Regions from separate parts of the Homo sapiens genome. Here region 2 is linked to region 1. The links are chromatin loops, found by intact Hi-C in ENCODE. Cell type or tissue: Caco-2. All regions are shown on one strand. Links, peaks and the distances in the headings refer to the core of each region. The heading gives the core; the rest is flanking DNA.

The links. A loop is a pair of places that touch in the nucleus more often than their neighbours do. Peaks named below come from ENCODE experiments on the same cell type or tissue, not always from the same donor. Only the 100,000 strongest peaks of a DNase experiment are listed, where the experiment ranks them.
Region 2: a loop joins it to region 1, with 4 times the contacts of the local background. A loop is called at or near these places in 2 of 110 quality-filtered maps.

Annotation. Positions count from the first base shown.
Region 1 is chr3:182,143,890-182,151,606 of GRCh38, forward strand. It overlaps LOC105374243 (a long non-coding RNA gene), which reads right to left. Exons shown (of 6, transcript XR_924758.2): 6 at 5,636-5,716. Among named protein-coding and RNA genes, the nearest start is that of LINC01206, 200 kb to the left of the region's middle. In Caco-2, for the core only: no CTCF peak of the experiment used is centred there; a DNase peak (open chromatin) is centred at 4,572.
Region 2 is chr3:182,208,340-182,216,056 of GRCh38, forward strand. No RefSeq gene overlaps it. Among named protein-coding and RNA genes, the nearest start is that of LINC01206, 260 kb to the left of the region's middle. RefSeq lists enhancers at 3,939-5,138, 4,042-4,543. In Caco-2, for the core only: no CTCF peak of the experiment used is centred there; a DNase peak (open chromatin) is centred at 4,342.

The sequences.
Region 1 (7,717 bases), core at 2,381-6,380:
ACTGTCGAAGTGTGATCATGGTGAAGACAGCAGTAAGATCTTATATAACAGAAGACAGAAAAAGACAGAGAAGGAGTCACGTGGAGATGCACACACATATTGGTGAGAGAATATAAAAACAATCTTGTCCAAAGGCAAGTAAATTATAATGGGCCAAAAACTAAATATATGTAAGTTGAAAAAAAGATACCATAGACAAAGTGCTAACAGTGCAATTTTTTTTTTCTCTCAGTTAAGCCAACTAACACAACCCCAAATTTGGTCTTAAGGAAATTTTAGGAATTCTCATAATTTTAACAATTGTGAATGTGCAGAGGAATTCCCACATAACACAGGCAACTCGTATATCTTTGGCCTCCAGTTACCACTTCAACTGTGGATGGACATTCAAATGTGGATGACCCACTAGCTCCTTCTAAACCTGTCATTTCCTCTGCCCCTTTCCCTTGAACTAGCTTCTCTGATCTAGTCACAAATTCTGTGAACAGTTCTAAGAGTCCATTGGAGGAACTGGTATCATATCTGTGGTAACTAAATATTGCATCAATGTCATGCCATTGTGTTCTTTTTAACAGAGTCTGTTTTAATAGAGTCTATTTTATTGACTGCATAACTAAATATGATTTTGACTTTACACCTTTATGTGGCTTCTCATACAAATAAATTCAAACCCAGAGCAATTTACTGGGGGGAGCACAGAAGCATTCTCAGATGGCTTAAAAATTGCTACTAAATGTTACTAAAATGTTACTAAAAGCCTCTGTCTAAAGATTTTTTTTTTCTGATTTGTCATATTGCCTAAAATTCCACAATGGAAGATAAATTCCTTTTTGTTTTTGGTCCTCAAAGTCCCTATGTTAAAGCAACAATCTCTGAGTTGGGACTTTGTATCATCTGGAGATACAGAAGTTTCTGGGAGAGAGAAAGATGTTGGAAAACAAGGTGCAAAGGGGCCAAAGAAATTCTGGAACCTCACTTGGCACCTATTCCCCATTTCATCCTTCCTCTGCAGTCCCACTGTTGCTTCCTTAAAACAACAAGTTATCATCCCTATCATCAACATTTTCATGTCTCTAAACAGGGTCTTGGAATCCTTTATCAGCCTACTCCAGTTTACCCTCATGCTGCTGCAAAACTAATCTTCGCATAGCTTGGTTTAGGTCACTACCCTACTTAAAAACCTTTTGGGCTGTCTTTTGCTTTCCAAAGACATGCATTCATCCAGCTGGGCATTTGAGGACCTTTGTGATCTGACTGTAATCTGTCGTTCTGGCCTCAGCTCATGCTTCTTCCACTCAACGCTCTCTGTACTTCAACCACAGTATGGTATTTGATTTTCTAGCATGATCATGTCTACTCACCTTCATGCCATTGTTCATGCTATTCTCATCAAGTGCCTTCTTCCCTCTCCTAACCTCCTAACCACCCAATAAGTGCATGACAAATATCTTCTAATTTAAACATTGTTTAAAATGATGTTACCCTGCTTTGATGAGGTATAGGGAAGTGTGCAATTTCTTGTCCTGTGCAGGGAATGGAGATTGTTAGAGACCTTCCAGGGCAGAGCTTGATCGTTTCTATCAAATGCCTGATAATTGTACCCACTGTGTAATGCAATTACACATCTAGAATATTTTTCCTAAAGATATGGAAATAAATATTTGGCAAGAAGGATATTCATCATAGCATTGTATACAGTAGCAAAAATTTTGCAACAACCTTCATGCTCCTGAATGAAAACTTAGTTTAATAAGTAATACAACCAGAAATGGGATAATCTTTAGCCATTACAAGTAGTTTTACAAACTGATGTTTAATAGTACAATATTCATGATAAATTATTGAGTAACAGAAAAGATATCAAAATACTATCGATAATAGGATAATTCAGTATATCTATCTATCTATGAAGAAACCTGGAAAGAAATGACCAAAGTGTTCATAGAGCTTATCTCTGCGATTATGGGTGATAGTTTTTTATTTTATTTTTTCCTATTTGTAAAAGTGAATATGGCTATCCAGTCATGAAAAGACATGGAGGAACCTTCACTGAATATTGCTAAGTGAAAGAAGTCAGTCGGAAAAGGCTATGTACTGTGAGATTCCAACTATATAACATTCTGGAAAAAGCAAAACTATGAAGAAAGTAAAAAGATCAGTGGTTGCCAGAAGTCCAGGGAAAGAGATGGAGGGATGAATAGTGGAGCAACAGAAGTTTCAGGGCATTGAAGCTGTTCTGTATTATACTGTAATGATGGGCACATGACACTGTGCATTTGTCAAAACTCATAAAACCGTACAACACAGAGAAACTCTAATATAGACTATGGGCTTTAATTAATAACAATGTATCAAGATTGATTCATCAATTGTAACAAATGTCTTACACTAATGTGAGCCGTTATTAATAGGGAAACTCTATGGGGACGAGGGGGAGGCAAGAGCTGTATACGAACTTTCTACTATCTGCTCAATTTTCTGTAAACCTAAAACTACTCTAAAAAATAAAGTCTATTAATTTATCAAAGATGAACATGGTATTCTCTTACACTAAGAAGAACAGTATTCTCAAAATAATTTCAGACATTCCTTCAGAGCTCAATTTAAGTGTGTACTTTTTCATTAAGTTTTCCTCATTTTTCAAAGCATATGCTCTCTCTGTAGCTGATGGAATGTAGCACCTGCACCTATAGCCCACACACAGCCCGCCACTCAGTGTTCGGAATGTCACTCCTCCTGAGGGCAGGAACTGTGCCAGATCCTTGTCCCCTTAAGCCCAGAACAATGCCTGTCATAGTGAAGACCAACAGGAAACACTCAGGCAAAGGTGCAGACAGACATATGAACACATGAAAAAGGCAGAAATTTTAAAAAGTATATATAACAAACTATATATGCAATGAATGTTATAATAAGTTGACTTCTTAAGTTTTGGAAATATTAATTCAGCCTTGAAAAGAGCTATTAATACTAATCTATTTGTGTAAGACTGATAATAATTTAGGCCATTTGAGGGAAAAAAAATAGTATCCATGTCGTTGATCTTCTCTTCTATATCTTTATTAGGTGATATCAGTTGAAAATGTCAGCATTTTAGAGCATGGATAACCAGCGATATCTCACCAAATACATGGTTCTTTTTTTATTAGCACTATCTTGCTGTAGCTGCCATGAACAGTTTTTTTTTCTTTTTCCGTGAGATATACAGTTTAATGCTTTCAACATGCATAAAGTAATAAAAAATTTAACCTTTTAGAATTATTTGAAAAGTTACAGTTAAAGAGATTAAAAAGTCTCATCTTTATTCTTCTCTTACTTTTTGGATTCCAGTGGCATTGTATAAATACTCCTTGACCCATCCATATCACTTCTAGAAGTTATACACAAAGAATCTGAGTTGGTTTTTTTTTTTTTTTTTTTTTTTTTCAGACAGAGTCTTGCTCTGTTGCCCAGGCTGGAGTGCAGTGGCTCCATCTCGGCTCCCTGTAACCTCTGCCCCCTGGGTTCAAGCAATTCTCCTGCCTCAGCCTCCCAAGTAGCTGGGATTACAGGCACCTGCCACCGCGCCCAGCTAATTTTTTTTTTTTTTTTTTTTTTTTAGTAGAGATAGGGTTTCACCATCTTGGCCAGGCTGGTCTCGAACTCCTGAGCTCATGTGATCCACCCGCCTTGGCCTCCCAAAGTGCTGGGATTACAGGAGTGAGCCACTGCGCCCAGCCAGAATCTGAGTTTTATAGAAGGGAGTAGCAGTGAGAAATACAATGCAAGAAATAACTTCCTGTTGTGCTTTTTAAAAAAGAATATATAATATATACCAGGGTCCTTAATGTATTTCATTTCAACAAGAAATGACATATTATTGAATGCCTTATTTCTTTGGTTCCTTCTATCACAATTAATTGATATACTCTTAAACACAAGGTATATAGCGTTAGCTGTAAAGACGGTCCAGTATTTTGGAGTCTTTTCATTATTTTGCTTCTAGTATCACTTTAAGTCTCTGGTGTCTTACCTCTACAGAGACCTGGCATTTCTTTGTGTTGGAGAGGCAATTTAATCCATTTTTACTGTCTGCAAACAGACTTTCAAACAAAATCTCAAACTCTTTGAATGTGCCCCAAGGATTCCACCAAACTATAATCCTCTACTCTCTTCTGGGGCTGTGAAGGGTGGTGACAGGAATAGAGCTGGCACCAACTAGGAAGCCTCATTAGTGTTTGTGATTTTGATTTTTTTGTTACCATTCTGCTCTGTGGCCTTTTAAAAGCTGGAGCAATAAGTACCCTCACATCTCACTGCACCCCTCCCTGTAGCTCCACCAAATCCAAACCACTTGGAATGATCTGGAGAAGCCTCTCCAGACTGTGGAGGAAGCCCACCAGGTGTGCTTTTTCTCATGGAGTTGGGTTGGGGGGTGCCAATTTTAAATAGCTAAGTGTTCAGCATCTGGTTGTTGACAACTTGAGTGGGCAGCAGTAAGCCATCCTTGTCAGGGGAATATCATTCAGAGTTCTAGATGGCTGTGACTACTTCCGGACATGGAGAGGTGAGACACGTGTGCCATGCCAAAGAAGCAAAGGTTGGCTAAAGATAACCTAGAAAGGAGAGATCAAAGAAAAAAATAATCCTGACATTTTTTTTTCTCTGCGGAAAGTTTACTTAATGATTGGGAAGACAGTGCATTCTAAAGTCAGTCTCTTGAAAAGAATGAGATGGGTGGAGTGGATGAAACCACAGGTAAACAACATGTGACAAGTGACTGCCATGTGCCAGGCAAGTGATCTCATTTAAGCATTACAACCATCCAGGCATTATTATTTTCATTTTACAGATGAAGGAACTGAGGTTCAGAAAGATTAAGTAGCTTCAACAGCCTTTGTTCCAATCAAGCTTGTCTGAGTCCAAAATGCCTGGTCTTAGCTGTGGCACAGGCTGACTTTGAGGAAGAGCTTGCAAAGACTTACTGTGGTAAGCTCTAAGCTCTAAGATACCTCCCACCTCTCCAAATATCTTGTAACCCACCCCTTCTCTGTTGAATTTATGATTAACTATTAGTTTTAAATGTAGGTAAAATTTTAACATTATCCAAAATGTATATATTTATGGGTACAACTTAATCCCTTGAGTTTGTGGGAAAAGTCTTAGTAATACATATATGAATTTATGCATTAAGAGATGTATCTTGGGACAAACTTGTCTCCACTTATGAAGAAAAGTATAACAAAAGCATTGCTCAAATAAATCTTTACAGCCCAACTAAATCTTCTAGTAGATGCATAAAACTCTCATTTGTTAATGCTTAAGCTTAGTTGGCTAAGACTGACCTTTTTATCATAGCCACCTCTAGCACAAGCATGTTACCCAAAAAATCAGGACAGCAGAAGTCACCAAAAAGGAAGAGGATCTTAATATATGGAAAGAGCAGAGCAGAGATTTCACATCAGCCTGTCTTGGTGTGAATCCTGCTGAGTACATAACCAGTAATTTATCTCTCTGAGCTTCACTCAGGTGTATGCATGTGAGAATACAATGACACCGCCTACCTGCACTTTTTATTTATTTTTTTGTTTATCAGTGGAGGGGCCATTTTGGTGAGTCTATGGACTGGTGCAAATACATGATTTTCACAATCAAGAATTGGACACTTAGAAGTTTTAGCAGATATGATAATGTTGGTTTGAATTACCCTTCACTTTTTATGTGTCAACTTCTGTATCTGTAAAATAGGAGATAAATATGTTATAGTGATACTGTAAGTGTTAAAAGACAAAAGTATAGAAAAATGCTTCACTATCATTCATGATTCAAATCAGAGGAACTCATCTGTGCATCCTTAATCATTCAGGTGGGTAGAAGTACTAATGCCGGATTCTAATCCTTTGAAAAGAATGACACTGGATCTATGTAAACAGTAGCACGACCACGAAATAGGCTGTCTAGTTAGTCATAAGCCCAAGCAGTTTAGGTAGATATTTATAAAGAGCTCATATTAGCCTATTTCAATTACTTTCCTCAAATTTTAAGCTCTTTTACATCAGCCCCTTTCAGGAGTTTATGGGAAATTTTCACCTACATTATAGGTGTACATATAGGATGTTTTAGGGGAGATATATGCTATTGTAGTTTTTCAGGACCCTATGTCTCATATATAGAAATAATAACCCTAACATTCAATGAGTGCTTACTATATGCCAAGCATTATCTTAACCACTTGATGTGGACTGTCTCAATTAATCCTCAGCACCATTTTCCAGATGGGCAGCTGAGACACAGGGGACTAAGGAACATGTTTAGCTTTGCTGTCTAAAGCCATAGGATGACAAAGTCGTGGAGCTGAAGTGTGAACCAACAAACTGTAAACCTAAGCCTTCATTTTTAGCCACTGCTCTGTATAGCCTCCCAGGAAACTTCAGTAAATAAAAGTTAAATAAATAAATTAATAGATACAGTTGTTTGTATCTGGGAAAAGAAACCTTCTTTTTTTTAAACTCCTCTTTCTTTTCTTCTTAAAAACTGTAAAAAAAATTATTTATTTATTTATTTATAATACTTTAAGTTCTGGGATACATGTGCAGAACATGCAGGTTTGTAACATAGGTATGCATGTGCCTTGGTGGTTTGCTGCATCCATCAACCCGTCATCTACATTAGGTATTTCTCCTAATGCTCTCCCTCCCCCACCTCTACCCCTGACAGGCCCCAGTGTGTGATGTTCCCCTCCCTGTGTTCATGTGTTCTCCTTGTTCGACTCCCACTTATGAGTGAGAACATGTGGTGTTTGGTTTTCTGTCCCTGTGTTAGTTTGCTGAGAATGAAGGTTTCCAGCTTCATCCATGTCCCTGTAAAGGACATGGACTCATCCTTTTTTATGGCTGCATAGTATTCTGTGGTATATATACGTGCCACATTTTCTTTATGCAATCTGTCATTGATGGGTATTTGGGTTGGTTCCAAGTCTTTGCTATTGTGAATAGTGCTGCAACAAACATATGTGTGCATGTGTCTTTATAGTAGAATGATTTATAATCCTTTGGGTATATACTCAGTAATGAGATTATTGCTGGGTCAAATGATATTTCTGGTTCTAGATCCTTGAGGAATCACCACACTGTCTTCCATAATGGTTGAACTAATTTACACTCCCACCAACAGTGTAAAAGCATTCCTATTTGTCCATATCCTCTCCAGCATCTGTTGTTTCCTGACTTTTTAATGATCACCATTCTAACTGGCCTGAGATGGTATCTCACTGTGGTTTTGATTTGCATTTCTCTAATGACCAGCATTGATGAGCTTTTTTTCATATGTTTGTTGGCCACATAAATATCTTCTTTTGAGAAGTGTCTGTTCATATCCCTTGCCCACTTTTTGATGGGGCCGTTTTTTTTTTCTTGTAAATTTGTTTAACTTCCTTGTAGGTTCTGGATATTAGCCCTTTATTAGATGGATAGATTGCAAAAATTTTCTTCCATTCTGTAGGTTGGCTGTTCACTCTGATGATAGTTTCTTTTGCTGTGCAAAAGCTCTTTAATTTAATTAGATCCCATTTGTCAATTTTGGATTTCGTTGTCGTTGCTTTTGGTGTTTTAATCACGAAGGCTTTGCCCATGCCTGTGTCCTGAATGGTATTGCCTAGGTTTTCTTCTAGGGTTTTTATGGTTTTAGGTCTTATGTTTAAGTCATTAATCCATCTGAAGTTAATTTTTGTATAAGGTGT
Region 2 (7,717 bases), core at 2,426-6,425, 64 kb after region 1:
GGCTCATGGCCAGTGCTACGCTTTCCCTGCTTGTGGCCTCCATAGGACACACACATGGATGCCAGGAGATGGAGCAGAGTGGCAAGTTTGGGAGGATGCTAATAAGAGGGGAGAAATTCCATACTGGAAATAAGCTGAGCTAGGAGGGGCTGGGCAGGCATTACCAGAGAAGCCTGTTCATGTCAGGGACTTTGCTCTGTGCAGGCAGGCACACATGGTGGGTCACGAGGCGCTCCCTCAGCCTTGGAACCCTCCACGTCTCTCATGGCCCTAGGAAAGACCTAGGCTCAACACAAACTGAAATAAAAATGTAAGGCCCCGTCATGGGATCTCTGGGGCTATGATGGTGGACCAGCAGCCTACACAGCAATAGGTGGCTCTGATATCCTATATTCACACCTCCCATAGATAGTACTGTCAGTGATTCGTGATATTGTATATATTGATGCACACACATTTTCATATACATGTTAGAGATAAGAGTGGTTGACATCACTAGAAGACAGCTTGTTTATAAAACAACATCCTTCTGATAAATTTTTGAGGTAAAAACTGGCTTTGGGAGTAGAATTTATTATTTCTATTGTTAAATCCGAATAATGTTAATTTTTCTTGCTAAAGTACTTAAGTGCCCTTATTTTGTTTTTACTAGGCATATTTTGTTGTTGTTGTTGTTGTTGTCATTTTTGAGACAGAGTCTCGCTTTGTCACCCAGGCTGGAGTGCGGTAGTGTGATCTCGGCTCACTGTAACCTCCCCTCCCAGGTTCAAGCAATTCTCCTGCCTCAGCCTCCCCAGTAGCTGGGACTACAGGCGTGTGCCACCACATCCAGCTAATTTTTGTATTTTTAGTAGAGATGGGGTTTCACTATGTTGGCCAGACTGCTCTCGAACTCCTGACCTCAAATGATCTGGCTGTCTTGGCCTCCCAAAATGCTGGGTACAGACGTGAGCCACTGCACCTGGCCTGTTGTTGTTTTTAAAGGAGTAGGAGTTGATTTTGTAAAAGAGCTATTAATGGTGTCCTTCATATTAAATGATGATTGTTTGATGCCTTAGATCTCAGAAAATTTAGTTTAATAATCCAACTTAACACCTCACATCATAAGGTGAGAATGTTTAAGTCATTTGCATAAGTGCCCAGTGAAGCAGTGGTGGGAACTCCTGACCAGCACAATGCTGGCTGGGTGTTATGGCAGAGCAATGGCTGTGAAGAAAGCATGACCGAAGAGTGCTTTTCTCCTCCTCTTTCTCTTCCTCCTTTGCTTTATTCTTATTCTCCAAGAAAAGTGAAGCACTAGACTTTTATTTTCTAAATAAAATTTTTATTTTAGAATAGTTCTAGATTTACAGAAATATTGCAAAGATAAGAGAGTTTCCATACACCCCACACCATTATTAACATCTTACATTAGTACATACAGTTGTCACAATTAATCAACCAATACTGATACATTGTTATTAACTAAAGCCCACACTTTACTCAGATTTCCATAGTTTTTGTTTTGTTTTGTTTTTTTGTTTTTCTTTTTGAGATGGAGTTCGCTCTTGTTGCCCAGGCTAGAGTGCAATGGTGTGATCTCGGCTCACCACAACCCCCACCTCCCCGGTTCAAGTGATTCTTCTGCTCCAGCCTCCCGAGTAGCTGGGATTACAGGCATGCACCACCACGCCAGGCTAATTTTGTATTTTTAGTAGAGACGGGGTTTCTCCATGTTGGTCAGGCTGGCCTCGAACTCCCAAACCTCAGGTGATCCACCTGCCTCGGCCCCCCAAAGTGCTGGGATTACAGGTGTAAGCCACCACGCCCGGCCCAGATTTCCATAGTTTTTACCGAATGTCTGTTTTCTTTTCCAGGATCCCATCAGGGATACCATATTATATTTGTTGGTCATGTCTCCTGAGGCTCCCATTGGTTGTGATAGTTTCTCGGAATTCTTTATTTTTGAAGACCTTAACAGTTTTGAGGAATACTGCTCAGATATTTTATTGAATGCCCCTCAATAGAGATAAGGTTTATCTGATGTTTTCTCATAATTAGAATGTAATTGTGAGGGGAGGGAAACCACAGAAGTAAAGTGAAATTCTCTTCACATAATGCATCTTCATTTTTAACATAAGTAAAACACCTGGCACATTGGGTACATAGTAAGTACTCACTAAATGTAAAAACTGTCAATAAATGTCAGATTCTTCCTCTCCTCCCTTTCCTAGGCCAGTTGGGTAACTGAAATTTGTATATGAAATGTCTTTACCATGCGTCAGTTCCTCTCCTCTAGGAAAGGTGAGAACCAGAGAGAAGGCAGGCTTGACCCCACTGTGTGCTCCCAAAAGGTAATCTCTGTGGCATGTGACAACAGGCTGGCTCTTTGCTGTGTGTTCTGGTTGGGTTTGGTCTGTGGGGCAGTAGCAGGAGTTCAGAGGGCAGGAGGAGAGTGAGATGGGGTATTTGCTCTGAGCTGACTCCCCCCTACGTTTGGTTGACATGGGCTGGCTGCCTCCCCCAATGCAGGCCCTTGCATGCAGCCCTGTTCACAGCAGCAGCCCTCCCTGGTTCTTGCCCCTGCTCCTCTCCTTGCGCCCCTTCAGGCTGAGGGGCATGATGGTGCCTCCATGCTGCCTATCCAGGGATTTGCACTTTCTGTTATTGGTTTCCACAAATCCTGCTTATAACCCTGTAAACTGTTTCTTTATTTAACTCTCCTCAATTACCCATTTTGTGTCACTCTCTCACCAGGGTCTTGACCGATAATGTCCCCTATATAAATTTGGATACAGAAGAATTGAAAGGGGCTTCTAACAGGTCAGGTAGTCAAATAGCATCTATTGAATTGTGACCTAATAGGATGGTTTCATATGTTTAGAGGATGAATCACTGTAGCAGAAACTTCTATGCTACTGTTCTCTGTCTTTCTAACGCTCTTCAGAATGACCTTTGCAGGCTTTCCATTTATTTTAATGATGCTACCATTACACAAAATATTTTTGGAATTCTAGAATCCCTGCTTGAAAATTATATTTAGAGACAGTTTAACTTATAGTGATCTTACCAAACTTGATTCCTCCTCTCTTCACCAACCTGAGTTTTGAATCACTTTCAACTATTTCCAAAATCAAATTCAACTTCAAAGAGTGAAGCTTTTACTGGTGATATTTAGACCAACAAGGCATAGTTTCCACAAGAATTTTTTTAGAAATGAAAGAAAAGAGAGAGTTCTGGAAGTGTTAAGCCACAGCAAAATTTGAAATAAGTATAGAGCATACATAGGTGGCTACTTTAAGATGGACTGGATTCATTTACATGCATAGATTCTTCTGTGTTTTTTAAAAATTTGTCATTAGACCATAATAACATAGTGTTTTATAATTCAGGTTCTAAGGTCAGACTGTCTGGATTTAAATGCCGGCTTCATCATGTATTATCTGTGTGTGACCTTAGGCAAGCTGGCTAACCTCTCTCTGCCTGGAGTTTCTCATCTGTAAAATGCAGACAATAAGAGTACCAATGTTGTAGGGTGTTCTAATAATTAAATAAATTAGTATTTGTAAAGCATTTTACATTGTGCTAGAACATAGGAGGAAATCAATTATTAGCTATTGCATCATAGGTCTTGATTAATGACCATTAATTTTCAGCAAATTGGCGCTGTAACTATATTTTTATATTCTTAAATCTTACTAATTTAGTTGATGGTTGTTATCTTCATTAGGCACTACTAAGATGTAAAAGCAAGATTTGTTCAGAGATGAATAAAGTGAAGAAATATATTTATATTTACTTTTTTGTTTTTACAACCAAAAATTGAGTGTCCTTTGAAAAGAAAAAAGTCTCTGAAGGCTAAGGTTTCTGACAACATTCAACTAAATAAGCCCCAAGGCTGGGAAAGGAATTAGAGTGGGCTAATTCACCAACTGTTATGGACCTCAGTCCCTCACATATATCCAAGCACAGAGAGAAAAGTGAGAAATATCATTACCAAGTGTATATGTTACAGTAAAATGACATACATAGAATTTTTTTTTCTAAATGTTTCAAATAAACACAACATTTTCTAATTATTCAATGACAGGTTTTACCTTTAAATTTCTAAGCTGTAGCACACTCCTGGGCTATAAGTAAATATGCACACACACACACACACATACACACACATATTTTTAACTATTATACAGTCAAATTAAGTTGGCTGGAACTACTGAGTAATCCCATGAATTAATGAGGTAAACATTTGCCCCCACTGGGATGTGGAAGACTTCCAGGACTCCCAAGCTTACACCTGCAGAAACCGATGATTCACCTCTGAGTCACTCGGCAAACGTTAGCAAGGAGAAGCCAGCTGGGATACAGGGGATGCACTTGGCTGCTGGCTCTCTCTCGCTCTCCTGGAATAATGACATTAATGACACTTCCAAACAGCTCACCCAGTCACAAAGTGGGAGATTACAAAATCCATGTGGCAGCTGATTTCCTAATAGGAGGCATTAAACAGGACATTGCATGTTTTATGGGCTAGGGTTGATTAGACTATAAGACTTAAAATATGTAGCTAAAGTGGTTGAAAAATAGGCCTTGGAAGTTCAGATCAAAGCATTACAGAGGGGTGATTAGATAAATAAAAAGTTTAAGCCTAACTGAGCAAATAATTGCACATCCCCTGAAAAGCTCAGTTCACAGGGATTGATCAAATGTGAGTCACCCCAGGCACAGATGTCTTTCTAAGAATATTTCTTTTAATTTTTTTAATGTACATCAAAAGAAAAAAAAATCTGGGCACTGACCAGCAAATACTCCTGTTTGTATAAGAAAAGCCTCTTTAAGATACTGACAAATATATATATATATATTCCTCATTGTTTAAATAGGCCATTTTTTTTCCTTTCTCTTCCTTCTCAGTCTATAGTAAAAGGTTTTACCTGTTTTAACACAGATTGAGAGCTCATCTAAGAAAATTCTAAAATATTTCTGGAGTCTTATCTTGTCCATTATTATATAGAAGTTAGATTCAGGTTTATGTTAAAAGCATGTACTGATATTTTTTTCCTAAAGAAAAATATACCACTGGAGAGACTTATCTTCATCTAGTTAAAAAACAAAAACATTTGCTAAGCTTATTTGTGCATTGGTATGTGCCAGACAGAACTTATCTCATTTAATCCCCATGAAAATGCTCAAAGGCAGGTTTTCATATTTCTGTTTTATATGTGATGAAATGGAAGCACACTTACAGATTAAATAACCTGTCCAAAATTGCAAGGCTGGGAATTGGCAACGCGGAGCATGAGCCAAGACCTAACAGTGGGCTTTTCCCGCCTAAGATCACTTCTTACAGTCATTCTCTAGCGTCCACAAATCTGCAGTACTACCTAGATTTCAAACATTTCTATGAGCTGATCTTCACTGCTTTTTTTGAGGCAAGACCCCAGTATTATTTCTTATTTTGCAAAAAACAATCTGACGTAGAGATCACGGCTTTCCAAAAACTACATAATAATACCAGACAGATGAACACGTTGATGTGCACTCACAGCCATTAGGTTTCAAGTCTGTGATTTGGCCATCAGCCCCTGTGGCCGGGTGACCAGGCAAAATATTTTGGTAGCTGGATTTCTTGGTGAGCTCTTGTCCCTGCCCCAGAATCAGCAGTTTCTTTGGGAGCAACATTTGTCTTATTATAATAAACCCAAGAAAATGGTGATCAGAATTATTATTGATGATATTTGACAACTTATTTACATACCACTCATAGCTAACACTCTTTTTTTGGTATTAACACTTCATTTGTTAGAAATTTTTTACTCAGAAGTTTTAACAATGTTAAAAACCAGAATTTTGATAATTCATTCCACCAAATCAAAGAAAATAAACATGTCTGCTTTCACATATGTTACCATGAAGATTTGTCAAGAAATATCTAAATAACCTCAAGAAAAATTAGGGGAAAAAATAAACATATTTTGAAAACGTAATTGTGGGGCAATTCCTTTCTCTTTTTTCATTTTTATTATTATAAAATATCTAAAACAGAACCATGTACCTTTAACTCATACCAAATCAATAACAGATATCATCTTTCAATTTTCTGCCTTACCTACCTCTTGGCTTAATATGTTCTGTACATTGCTTCCCATTCACAGAAAGGGTGCAGGGCTGGGTTTTGTTTGTTTGTTTGTTTGTTTGTTTGTGCAGAGATGATCATAGATTGAGCTACATGTATGCAACAGTTTTGACAAGGAACCAGAGAAGTAGCTGGCCAGCCGCCTGTGGTACATGCGGTCTCACTCATATGAGCTGGCTTTCTACCAATTTCTAGAACTGGAAATACTCAAAGACAGAGCAGATCAGTGGAGACAAGCAGAATGTAGGTTGGTGTTCCTTGTAGGGCTGCACCCCAAAAGAACAAGCAGAGGAATCAGGTGAAGAGGGAAGCAGGCCGATAAAGGATGAGAGACACACAGAGATGAGGGGGATCGTGCAGCCTCGTGGAAAGAAATGTTTTCTTGATTACCGACTACCTTCTAGGTGCCTGTTCTATGAGACCTGCCCATAATTCCCACCTATGGGTCCAATGACATTTCCTGTATTTTCACACTAACAGCACCCAGGAATACCTTGATTTTTCTACTTGAAAGCTAGTTTGGGTTCTAACACTCTTTCTGAAGTTTGTTTACTCAAATATTTCTGCAACAGGTTGTTGCTTTATATTTCAATTTCCCCTCAGACAGAAAGGGGCAGGGAAACAGCTTAGCACACAGAAACTTTGAGAAAGTTGCTAAGCTCCCTGAGCCTCAGTTTCTTCACTGCTAAAATGGTATTAGCTCATAGGGTATTGTCTTAGTTCACTTCGGCTGCTGCAACAAAACACCACAGACTGGGTTGCTTAAACAACAAAAATTTATTTCTCACAGATCTGGAGGCTTGAAGTCCAAGATCAAAGTACTGGCCACTTCAGTCCCTGGTGAGTTCTGTCTTCTTCCTAGCTTGCACATGGCCATCTTCCTGCTGTATCCTCACATGGCAGGACAGAGAGGAGAGAGAGAGAGCGAGCTCTGGTCTCATTTTATAAGGGCACCAATCTCATCGTGAGGGCATCATGTAAACCTTATTACCTCCCAGAGGCCCTGCCTCTTTATACCATTGCATTGGGAGTTAGGGCATTGACATGGGAATTTGGGGGAGGACATAAACAGTCAGACCATAACAGGTACCACCAGTAAAGCAACTGGCAAGAGCTCCATAAATGTTAGTCATTATTACTGTCACTCAGATACCAAACTTAAGGAAACAGATGATATGACAATAAAGAGCGTCTGTTTACCCATCTTGACAAATATCAAGAGACAAGCATTTATTGTGCCAGATGCTGAAAGACACAAATAAGAATAAGGCAAAGTTGCTTCCCCTCAAGGAGCCCCTGGTCTCCTGTGCTCTTTGGAAGACTCTGCTCCAGAAGACATCCTGCTCTCCTTGAGGACCACCCTCTGTTTTGCAGGGAAGGTGACTAGCTATGGAAAAACATCCATGACAGGCCTGGAACACACACCTGTTGCACAACTATAAAAGCCATTAGACAGAAGTCATTAGACAAGCATTCAAATTCCAGTTGTTGTAGTTACTGCCTGTGACTTTGGCCAAGTCACTTAACCTTGTTCAGTTCAGCTTTCTTCTCTATGGAATAGGAATAATATTTATTCATTTTTTACTTTAAAATGTTCATGTT